Linked DNA regions of Mus musculus: region 1 is linked to region 2. Evidence: chromatin loops called from intact Hi-C (ENCODE). Cell type or tissue: heart. All regions are shown on one strand. Each heading gives the region's core, and the rest is flanking DNA. Links, peaks and the distances in the headings are about the cores only.

The links. A loop is a pair of places that touch in the nucleus more often than their neighbours do. Peaks named below come from ENCODE experiments on the same cell type or tissue, not always from the same donor. Only the 100,000 strongest peaks of a DNase experiment are listed, where the experiment ranks them.
Region 1: it touches region 2 in a loop (2.5-fold over the local background); 2 of 42 quality-filtered maps call a loop at or near these places.

Annotation. Positions count from the first base shown.
Region 1 is chr3:79,991,180-79,997,055 of GRCm38, forward strand. No RefSeq gene overlaps it. Among named protein-coding and RNA genes, the nearest start is that of Gm36569, 110 kb to the left of the region's middle. RefSeq lists an enhancer at 1-1,519. In heart, for the core only: no CTCF peak of the experiment used is centred there; DNase peaks (open chromatin) are centred at 3,142 and 4,682; H3K27ac peaks cover 4,191 bases.
Region 2 is chr3:79,933,146-79,939,021 of GRCm38, forward strand. It overlaps Gask1b (golgi associated kinase 1B), which reads left to right. Exons shown (of 4, transcript NM_133187.3): 3 at 3,450-3,676. Among named protein-coding and RNA genes, the nearest start is that of Gm36569, 49 kb to the left of the region's middle. In heart, for the core only: no CTCF peak of the experiment used is centred there; a DNase peak (open chromatin) is centred at 3,236; H3K27ac peaks cover 843 bases.

The DNA.
Region 1 (5,876 bases), core at 662-5,661, 58 kb after region 2:
TGCTGAGACCCATAAAAGAGTTGAAAATGTGAGAAAGGGAAGGCGTGGTTTTGGCAGGATGACCCTATCCCCTTTGCAGTTTTCCTTCCAATCACTTTCCAGAAGGACTCATAACTATCCATGAAGGGAAATGAGGAAACAAAGCTCATTTCTTTTTCTTGATAGCACACACTGTCCAAGGCCAACGTACAGATTAAGACAATGAGTTTTATAATATGGAAAAACAGTAAGGCATATTTCATTATTTTGATACTAAGCAAAGTTGAAAATCTGATCCATTTTATAAAATCCCTTTATAAAGAGCAAAGAAAAGAGAAGGAAGATTCGCAGTGCCATTGTTACCATGGTCAACAGGTAGCAGATGTTTGAGGAAGTCTGACCGTGAGAGGCAAGACTAAAAATGAGTATAATAAGAATCATATTGGCATAAATGATCAAGTCACTAACCACACCAGGAGAGAGAGAGAGAAAAAGAGAGAGCACAAGAGAGAGAGAAATCGTGCTGTAAAATAGAAGAATTAGCTGCATGCAAAAGGATTAAAGCCATGATGAAACTTCTTACTTTTAGTAGGAAGTAGGAAATACACAGAAAGCCAGATTATCTCCAGATGGAAGATCTAGTGAAATACTTGAAGACACATTTTTTTTTTTTTTTGGTAATAAAGTAATTTCAAATAAACTGATGGTAAAAGAAGATGTTACTGATTCTAGCAATTGACTGATCCAGAAAGAAATGTATTTGCTGTAGCTCTTCTTTATGAAATTCAGATTTATTTTTCTCAGAAGAGCTGGGAATAAGAAAAAAAAAAAAGAAGCGAGAGTTATAACCCTACAGATCAAAGAAAGTATAATTCCAGTCATAAATATATGAGGGGGAAATGTCAATGCTTGGAATTAAATATCTCATATGTAGCAAATGTAATATGACAGTAAATGTAATACATCTACTGATTAAGTGAATCTTTTAAAAAAAAAAAGAAAGAAAGAAATCTGAGAAAGACTAGGAAAAAAAATTACTGGGTCAGTTGCTGGAGTGATAAAACAAATCCCCATAGAGTTAGTGTCTTAAATCTATACAATGCTATTGTTTCTCATGATTTGTACTTGTTAGGAACATATTAGTAGTGTGGCTGCACAGATGTGTCTCCAAGAAGGTTGAGCTGTGGCAGTTAAGGGCTGCTCAACTACTTCTTTCTCTTTTTAGGGTCCTATAGCTTTTCTGTTCAGTCTCATAACAGGTGTGATTTAGCACAATAATTTCAAAGCTACATGTTAACTCACATGACAGATCAAGACTCCAGAATTGGGCAAAATGGAAGCCAAACCTTCTTCTATGTCTTCACCCAAAAGGTCATCCAGTGTTAATTTTGCCAGTTTCACTGGTGATCAAACAGTACCAAAAGCCCTTTGTGTTTCTAGAGCATGGGCTTCAGTTCTTCTCGATGGAATAATAAAATTAACATATGTGAGACTGCCAGGTGAGGCATTGTGTAGTTTCATGAAAGGGTCAATGGGGTAGCAGGTTGTATCAAGTCCAGATTGGAAGACAGAAGCTAGCAGAAATATCCTGCTACACTCCAGACCAGTCATTCTCAGCTTGTGGGTCTTGACCTCCACAGGGATCACATATTGGAAATCTTGAATATCAGATATTTACATTATAACTCATAACAGAAGCAAGATTATAGTTAGATAGTAGAAATGGAATAATTTTTTTCTTTTTAAAAAATTTTTAATACTTTTTATTACATATTTTTCTCAATTACATTTCCAACGCTATCCCAAAAGTCCCCCATACCCTCCCCCCCACTTCCCTACCCACCCATTCCCATTTTTTTTTGGCCCTGGAATTCCCCTGTACTGGGGCATATAAAGTTTGTGTCCAATGGGCCTCTCTTTCCAGTGATGGCTGACTAGGCCATCTTTTGATACATATGCAGCTAGAGTCAAGAGCTCCGGGGTACTGGTTAGTTCATAATGTTGTTCCACCTATAGGGTTGCAGATCCCTTTAGCTCCTTGGGTACTTTCTCTAGCTCCTCCATTGGGAGCCCTGTGATCCACCCATAGCTGACTGTGAGCATCCACTTCTGTGTTTGCTAAGCCCCGGCATAGTCTTACAAGAGACAGCTATATCAGGGTCCTTTCAGCAAAATCTTGCTAGTGTATGCAATGGTGTCAGCGTTTGGAAGCTGATTATGGGGTGGATCCCTGGATATGGTAGTCTCTAGAGAAATGGAATAATTTTATGGTTTGGGGGTCAGTCACTACAACATGAGGAACTATATTGAAAGGTCACAGCATCAGGAAGTTTGAGAACCACTGCTGTAGACTCTGAATTTTCCTATAGACTCCAGCAACAACAAAGACAATACTCCAATAATCAAAAGAACTGCACGTTTCATTTAATCCTGTATTCTCTTTATGATTTTCAAACCCAAGCTTCAGATAGCTTTCTTAGCATGCTCAAGAGCCTACTGCAAATAGTGTAGCCACAAAAAAACAGATCTATTTCCAATTCCAGATGCTCTCAGCTGCACTTTGTGTCCTCTTAAAACAAGTTCATCACTACACTCATGGCCATGAAGGGGGAAGGTTTATTACCCATCAGCACTTTGAGTTGGAACTCAGCACTAGACTCATCAGGAAAAAAAAAAAACAAAACAACGTAGGGAACGTTCAGTGCAATCCTACCGGGTCTTTACCAAATTTTGTATCCTGCCTCTTCTACTTCTCCATGCTTACCTTTATCAACATCGTTTCCCAACCATTCTGTATCATTTGCAACCATTTTAGTTGAATTTTGACTGGCCTAAACAACATTTCTGACACTTAAGAGTTGGCCAACTCTCTAATTTAAAGGAGAAAAATACCAGCAAGCAAGACTTCCCTCAGATCCCCTCCCTCCCAGTGGCTTGAGCTTAACCCTTCTTCTCTCTTGTCACCCTGTTTCACATGCGCCCATAGATAAGCTCGTCCCTTTGCACTCTGGATCCCCACCCTCTTCCTGTCTGTTCTGAGAACTTTCCCTCTCACTTATGTCCGCTGCTTTCACCGCAGACCTCCCTCTTCTCTTGGCTCTTCCCCTTCCTTTTTAAAACAATTTCACATTCCTTATCCTAAAAATAATAATCCTTCTCCAGTCTGCTCCCCTTTCACTTAAGCTGTTTGCTTTCCCGGCTCCCCTTCAAGTCTAAAGGGCTTATCAAAACAGTTTACACTGAATGAATTCACCCCATTATCTCCAACTTGCTCCATGACTCATTTTGGTTTGGCTTCAGCTTCCCACTCCCTTTAAGTTGCTTTCAAATGACCCAACCCTGAGTCCAGCTCTGAAATCACTGAAACCAAGGTATAGATAGCTGCAAGCCCACCCCTTTGTAATGGATGTCCTTCCCGTAGCCTTCTGCTCAACTGCTACTAGCTAGGAATAAAGACTTTACTTGATTAGCCCACCAGTTCGTCATTAGAAGTATTAAGTTATATGGCTCAATGAAACACTGAGTCAAAAACAAAACAAAACAAACAAAACAAAACAAAACAAACAAAAAACAACAAGAAGCAAGAATTGTACTTCTTGATGAAACCCAAATGGCATTTAGAGTGCACATTCTATTTATATTAATTCCCACCTCTGTCACACAGTCAAATGTTTTTCTCTTAAGATCTAGCAAAGTCAAGTTCTGTCAGAGGGTTACAAATAGTAGGAAAGACTAATAGTAACGTATTTTATCCCAAATGTCTTTAGAATTGACAGCTGCCTCCTGCTGCTCTTGGCTTATTCATTTACTTAAGGAATGACACTGCGTTGCCTCCAAGTTTTGTCAGTTATGAATAAGTCTCCAATAGGTATTATTGGGAAGGTTTTTATCTGGACATACATTTCAATTCCTTTGAGTAAACATCAAGACACATAATTGCCAGACACTGTTTCTTTTATACAATACTACCAAATCTCTTTCATAGATGATTTAGGATGTTGCATTTCCCCAAGCAATGAATGGGAATCCCTATTGCTCCAGAGCCCTTCCTATGACCAGGGATATCGATCTTGACATTCAAATATTAAGATTCTACAATCGTTTCCCAAAGCCTAAAGTAGGAAGAACTGACATAAATGGTGACCAAATTAAGACCCCGTGCAAGAAGAATGTGAGGAATGCATGACAAATATGAATCCTCAAGCTGGATGTGGTGGCACACATCTGCAACCCCTGTATGTGGTGGCACACATCTGCAACCCCTGCATGTGGTGGCACACATCTGCAACCCCTGCATGTGGTGGCACACATCTGCAACCCTTGCATTAGAAGGCTGAAGCAAGAGGATGAGTAGACTGAGGATAGTCTGGGCAGTAAAACAAGAAAATAGTATCCTGAAAGAAGGAACATCTTTTGTCTCTAGATTGACTGTGGCTCACAGGTCATCCTGCCAGAGAGATACAGATTGTAAAATGATGAGGATTAGAAATTGACCCTGGCAAAACACAAATGTCGGAGAAGCCTGTTCTTAAGGCCACAGTTCAGCATGTCTGGATAGCTCTGTGAGCTTGATGCAGAATGGAGGACTCCCCTTTCCGTCAGGGGTTCCCTTTCTCTACCTGGCACTGGTTGGAAAGCGTCTCTGAACACAGATGCCTGACCTTGTTTGGAGGATGACTGTGCAGAGCTCTCTGCAAATGCTGCATGACTCAGCACACAAGTCCTGCTCTAGCTTCCCAGCCGAATGATAATTAAGTACTGGGTTCTGGCCAATCAGCTCTCTCCACCCTTAGGAGCCCTATATACCCTGCCTCGGAACACTAAAGTAGAGTTGTCTCACTTAAGCTCTGTTCTGAAGTCCTTCTATCAGACTCATGGCTGTCTGCACCCTGCATGATGCTGTTCCCTCGGCCCTTACGTGTAGGTGGCCAAAGTACATCCCCTACCCCCAGGAGAAGGGAGACCCATATACAAATATTTTTTTCAGATAAAGCAATATGTTCTACCGTAGGAAGACATTTTAATGTAGGGAAGAATGTTTCAGACTCAGTTCTGTGATGAGGACAAGCCCTTGATTTCAAGACCAAAGCATATTTCCAGGAATCACCCAAGCAAACAATGGCTAAGTCCTTTGTAGAATAACTAAGAAAAAAAAAGGACTTTGACCCCTTCATTTTAGCTAGTATGTTTCTTGAACTAAGAATTCACAGGGCAAAGTATATAAGCTAAAATTCAGTCTATGGCCATAAGGAAGCCAGTGCCATGTAGTATCTTAATACCCAAGTCACTTTAACGTATTTATGGAGCAGACCAAGACATCCAAGTAAATCCACATCTTGGCTGGGGTTCAAAAAACATCTGTTGTGACACCTTCAAGGGATGTCAGGACAGAGGATGAATTTCCCTTTGTGTCAGGAAAGCTAGCACTAACCCTTGTAGGAAAAGTTATAGAAAAGGAAAATGAGGAACAGAGGGAGAAGGAGGAGGGAGAGCAGAGGAGGAAAAGGTCATGTAACGTTATCAGAATCCAAGAATTATAAAAAGTGGATTTACATAAGCTGAATAAAGAGCCAGAATTACAGATACATTTTATTGAAAATAGAAGATTTATTCCAAAAGTCTTTCATTATTTTAGCCTAGTATGACCCATCAAATCTGCCCAGTGATTGGTCACAGCCTACACACTTGGGACTGGGTTCAGATCTAGAGATGCTTAGAATGTCATGGCATCGGTACCAGGAGAACACTGAAAGTCTGTTACTTCTTTCATGAGACCTCCTCGTGCAGATTCTCAAGCAGGTCTAAAAATGAATTGCAGTGGGAAGTACAGGGGAGAAGAGACAGTGGAGGCTGACAGCTTTCCCTGCAATTTGAGAGTGGCTAGGGTGAGCAGTCTC
Region 2 (5,876 bases), core at 754-5,753:
TAGAATCCTGAGCTCTATGCTTTGTGAGAAGAGGGGAGCCCAGAGGAGTCACCTGTCTCTTCCTCATAGCTCAGTGTCTTTTTAATTTCTGTTGCTTTGTTGGGACATTGCCTGCAATTTGTTGTTTAATCATGTTACTTTGAAGGCAATGATGATATGAATAAACCAACCCAAGCCCTTGATGGACCTAGTTTTGAACACAGACCTGGATAGGGTGTGGTTTTTGTCTAAAAAGGAGCTGGTTTTCTGCAGACATCTAATGGTTCTTCAGAGCCACACAATGAGGCAGAGGTTTCCTTGCTTTAGAAGCAATAAGAGAACAGAAGTTACTTAGAAGATATATTTTTTTCCTACAGACAAAATGATTACTACCAAAGGAAAATGGAATTAAGGGAAAACGCTTTTGAAGGAAATATATCTAAAAATATCTATCCCATCTCTTTAAAAAAAATTGGCAGGAACACCTGGATTTTTCTGAGTGTAATTTTAGTTAGGTAAACATTGAAAAGATATATTTTTCTAAAAAAGGAAAGAGTGCTTTTATGGAAAATGATGGTTGGCAGTTCTCTTCAGCAGTAGACTGCTTTTGCAAAAAAAGAAGAGTTTTCCTATATTATAGAATAAGAAAGTATGAATTCAGGTAGGGCCAGTGACACGCTTGGGCCAGGCTGACAAAGGTGCCTTGTACCAAGCTTGAAGATGTGAGCTCTGTCTCTAGCACCCATATGGTGAAAGGATAGAGTCCACATCTGAAAGTTGTCCTTTGACCTCTAGGTGTGGAGGGTGTCCTGCACACACATACATACCACATGCATGCACCCAAAATTAAGTAAATTAATAAAATAATAAGAATTCAAACAAACAGTAATGGTGATTGGCATCCTTATTGCTTACCTGAAGACATTTAGCCACAATAGGCTTCTTTGCAGGATGCCCACTTAAGAACAGAGACAGACTGGCACTGCGGGCACTTTTGCAATGCTTAAGTGTTTTGCTTTAATGTGTGCACTGAACAAGCACATTAAAATATCATCTGGGGTTCACAGCTATGCGCGATGTGCTTTATTAGGCTTTAAAAATTGGCGCACTATCTTGAAAGTACACAGAACTGCATTTGGCAAACACCTAAACCAGATGACAAGCAGATAATGCTGACTTTTAGGGACTTTAAGGGATAAGGGTTATACCAATATCCTTAGTATATTGAATGGTAATTCAGAGAAAACTATGACAAAATTCTGAGACGATTTGGAGACTGATTTTATAGCTACATAAGCCATTATTATACAAGGGCAAAAATATAAGAATGTGCATGACTCTAGCCAGAGAGCAGCAGAACTGAATAAAACACATTATCTGAGGCCTTGCCTGTACATGCCTAGGCATACATAGGCATACACTTGCACACGGCAATGTATTCACCAAGTACATGTTTGAATCTGAATACCATCAGTAGCCATCATTTCCCAGAAGAGGAACTGGTCATAAATACCTATCATCAGCGGTGGTGTTGGTCAGACTTGCCTAGCACAGCAGGCTGTCAGAGAATTGGTGAAATCATCAGAATATCTCATGATTCAAAATTAGATTATAGAGAACATTTTAGAATACACTGTAGAAAACAGTCAGATGAGGGGGTGGCAATAAAAAATATGCCCTCTGTCATTCTCTCCAGTTTCTAATTACTCATGCTTTCATGAGGTTTAAAAATATCAACTATAAAATACAATTGTTACAGAGATGCTGACAGAGCTTAAATCCATGAGAGCTTAAGATCAAACATGAATTCATTCAACATTCATGGCTTTCATTATAGTTTGGATCATAATTCTCCCCTATGTTCTGTCTCCTGTGTTAAAGGCTCGTGGCACTGCTGGGAGATAGGTATTGGAATCTTTAAGAGGGACAGAAGTAGGTAGATCTCTGAGTTTAAGTCCAGCTTGGTCTACAGAGCAAGTTTCAGGGTAGCAAGGGCTACACAGAGTAATACTGCCTGAAGCAGCAGCAGCAACAACAACAAACCAAAAAAAAAAAAAAAAAACAACAACAACAAAAAGAAATAAAAAAAATAAGTTCATCCTTAAGAGTTAAAATCTAAATGTTTATTCTAGTATAGTCAAAAAATGTTTCATTTCTTCATGAGTGTTAATCTAGTTGAACATGAACATATGATGGTGTCTATGAAAACTGACCTCTAGCCAGTTTAAGCTTGGCTCACCGTTTTGCAGACTTTAGTCCCTAGCTGGCTGCCCTCATAGAGTTTGGACTTCTGGAAAGGCAGTGGTACAGGGAAGAGTAAGCTAAGAATCAAAGAAGAGCAATGAGGGTCTTCATCCCTTTCTGTGGCCTAAATGGATCACTTAAGACCACCTACTGAGTCTCATCTTTCAAGGTTTCTACCACTTCAACAGTGTAAGTCTGGGAACTAAATTTCTGCTCTATGGGCCTTTGGGGGAAGCATTTAGATCTAAAGTAAAGACTGTATGCCCTATTAAGTGTGTCTAACCTGTGGCACAGGGCCACATACATTTTAGGATAGCTGTGACTGTGGTCCAACATGTTTGCAAATAACAATGTCATGCTTCAGCATCATAATCTTGGACAGCCCTGCCTGTTAGGGCTGTGTACAGTATTTCATTAATCTTTCTACTAACTGCACAACATAAATAAGTCATAGCATGCAGGTGACTGAACAGAGTCAGTGACATGAAGGAATCTATACTAGGTTGCGTAGCTATCAGGTGTAAGACCAGAGGTTTGAGTTTAGGTGACTAGATTCCTGAGTTCAAGTTTACTTCACTCTGATTATCCAATATAACTTTTTTCTTGATCAAAAGAAGTGACATTAAGCAATACTCTAGTCAACTTTGCAACTTTTTTTTTCTAGTTCTTCCCACTATAACAAACCCCTAAAGTCTTTATAACTTTGTCACATATTCAGAATCTAGTGATGTTTCATTGTTGGATCTCATACCTTCTGTAGAGTTCTATTTCAGGTTAGCTACTGCAATACTACAGTCCAGCACAGTAGACTTTATAACCAGTAAAGTAGTAAGAATCTGTAGGGCCCAATCCCAGAAAGAAACCAAGAGCTAGTCCCTGGGTCTGTAGAAATACTATGCTGTCTTCTCCTTCCTGAGGAAGTCAGAGATTCTGCTGGCCACATGTTTGCATGTGATTCTGTGGGCACTGTGGCTATCAAGGGCGGGGTCGCCTGAGTTGGACGATCTGCTGTTAGCTGAAGCTGGAACTGCTTAGGACGCTGTGTGAGTCAGAGGGCTTTGAACTACGGACTTATTCTAGCAGCTGCTTTTCATTAAAGCAGCCTGGCCTGCATGGGTTCTGGCAGGTCAGCTGTTCAGAAAGCTCCCAATTCTTTGGAAATGTTCAGACTTTCCCAAGCTTTTGCTCAGCATCTTGGATTTTGTTCTCATTTCCATTTTTTTCAGATTTATAATCGCTTGGATACAAATTGCTGCGGATTCCGACCTCGAAAGGAAGATGCCTGTATACAGAATGGACTGCGGTCGAACTGTGAGGACCAAACTTCTGTGACGTTAGCACACATTATCCAGAGAAAGAATGACCCAAGGCATTTGGTCTTCATAAACAATAAGGGCTTCTTTGATAGAAGCGAAGATAACTTAAACTTTAAGTTGTTAGAAGGCATCCGAGAGTAAGTTTTGTGTTCATTGTGGGAAGCCTATCTCACTCTCTAGAGTGTTCTGAAATTCTCTGTGTAGCTCAGACTTTTCTGAAACACACTGTCATTCAAGCTGACCTCAAACTTACAGTTCCCTTCCTGCTTCAGCTTTCAGAGGGCTCAGATTACAGGAAGGAGCTGTTACATCCAAAATGAAGAGTACATTTTCTAATACAGTGACATCTTGGAAGATCACATGTTTGTTAACAAACAGTAATGTTTTGTGAAGACTCACATCTTATGTTAGATATATTTAATTTCCAAAGAAACTCTAAGTGTGGGAATAGAGATTCCCAAGAAGAAAAATAGCATTCCAAGAGCAGACAGTACATCTATGAGCAGTCCACAACACCTACACAGCTCTTTCCACAGTCTGCCTTCACTGCCAGGTTCAACTTTCATTGTGAAAACCATGTGGGTGAGGTTGGACATGCGCAGGGCTGTCAGGAGTAGGATAATCAGATGGCAGAGGCTTTCTTATGAGAGCAGGGGATTGGACATGGCAGGAACAGTACAGATGTCTAAGTCTGTAATAAAGTATTTGGCATGTCAATGGAACTAATAGGCATGGCAGGATGTTGGATTCATGATTAGCCCAAGTGACTGTTATGAATATAGTAGGAAGGTAGGGCACCAGAGGACAGCTGGCCCTGTAAACTGGGTAGGAGGGCTTTTGAGTACTCAGAAGTCTTATTGGCAGACAGCCTGTGGGACTGGATCTTGAAAACTACAAAGGAGGGGCTGCGGGAGGCGAGACAAAGAAGAGCTGTTGTACTCAAGATTGGCCCAAAACTCAGAGATGACCCAAATCATTTGGGAGACATTTGGTAGGACCTAGAGTGGATGCAGAGTAAAGAGGGAGGTAGCATGAAGCTAAAGGAGATAGTGCTATACTGGGGAAGTAAGAACACAGTGGGTCTCATGGCATTTGGGGATAGCGGAGACTCTTACAGATGGCCTCTGGTGGGGGAGCAGGGGGGAGGGTGTTGGGGAGCCAGGGGAGAAGGACTCAGGTTTCTTTAAGGGACTAGCCATGGGAAGTTTGACCATGCTCCAGTGAGTATATGGGTAACACAAATTGGATTTTCTTTCATTTGCTTCTTCCATTTTTGGGGAGGCGGGGAAGTTCACAAGGGTGGGAGGGCAGAGCTGGAAGGATTGGGAAGTGAGTGTGATCCTGGTGCGTGCTGTAGAATTCCCAACGAATCAATAAAAATACTATGTTGAAAAAAACAAGTGCAGCAGGACCTGGCTACAAAGCCTGATCAGTCCCACCTCAGTTATGGAAGTCATGAGTAAATCTCACAGCCAGTAGAGCCACCCTCATAATAACCCCAGGGAACTAGGTTCCATTGGAAGCTTAAGAGCCCACAAAATAGCCATAGCCACCCCCTAAGAGCCAAACACCTGGAAATAAGCCCAATATAACTGAAACTAATGGTAAAACTCAGCCCTTCCAAGCCTATGCCTACTGTTTTTTTACTTTTTGGCAACTTATGTTTGTGTCCTACAGTGATTACTCTTACTGTCATGTGGCTCAGTGTGTTCCATATCTACATTTCAATCATTTCCCCTCAACCTTTGTACTTAGATAAAGTGGATTTTAGAAACTCTCAACACTTTCCTGTGGGTTTTGAGAGTGCCAAGAGGGTTCTCTCCCCACACCCCCTCCCCCACCCCACCCCTCATCCTTCCCTGTTGGTGTGCTTTACAGCTCTGTGAATTGAAGGCAGAATACACTGGCACATTCTCTCTTTTAAATGCCTAAGCCAAGGAAAATTTATGCATAGGGAAATTGACATTCCTAAGACATCATTTACTAAATTGATATTACAGGGACTTTTCTTTGCAGAATTGAGAGTGCCGAGGGCATGCATCTATCTATCTTAAACATTCACAGAACTATGAATACTTTTATTTATTCTTTCAAAGAAGATTGAACCTTAACTGCATTAAGGGGTATAATGTGTTTAAGGTTAAAACTTCTTTGACTATATAATTCATACATTAATAAGCAAGAGTGAAGTCTTTGCTAGGCTCAGAGCCACACATTGACTATTTCCCTTAACCAATGCAATGTAAGAGCCCTTAGCAGAGCAATGGCTTGTTTTCTTTTATGAACAGGACTTCTAGTCACTGAAGAGAATGGGAGTTTTGATGCTCTCATCTCATG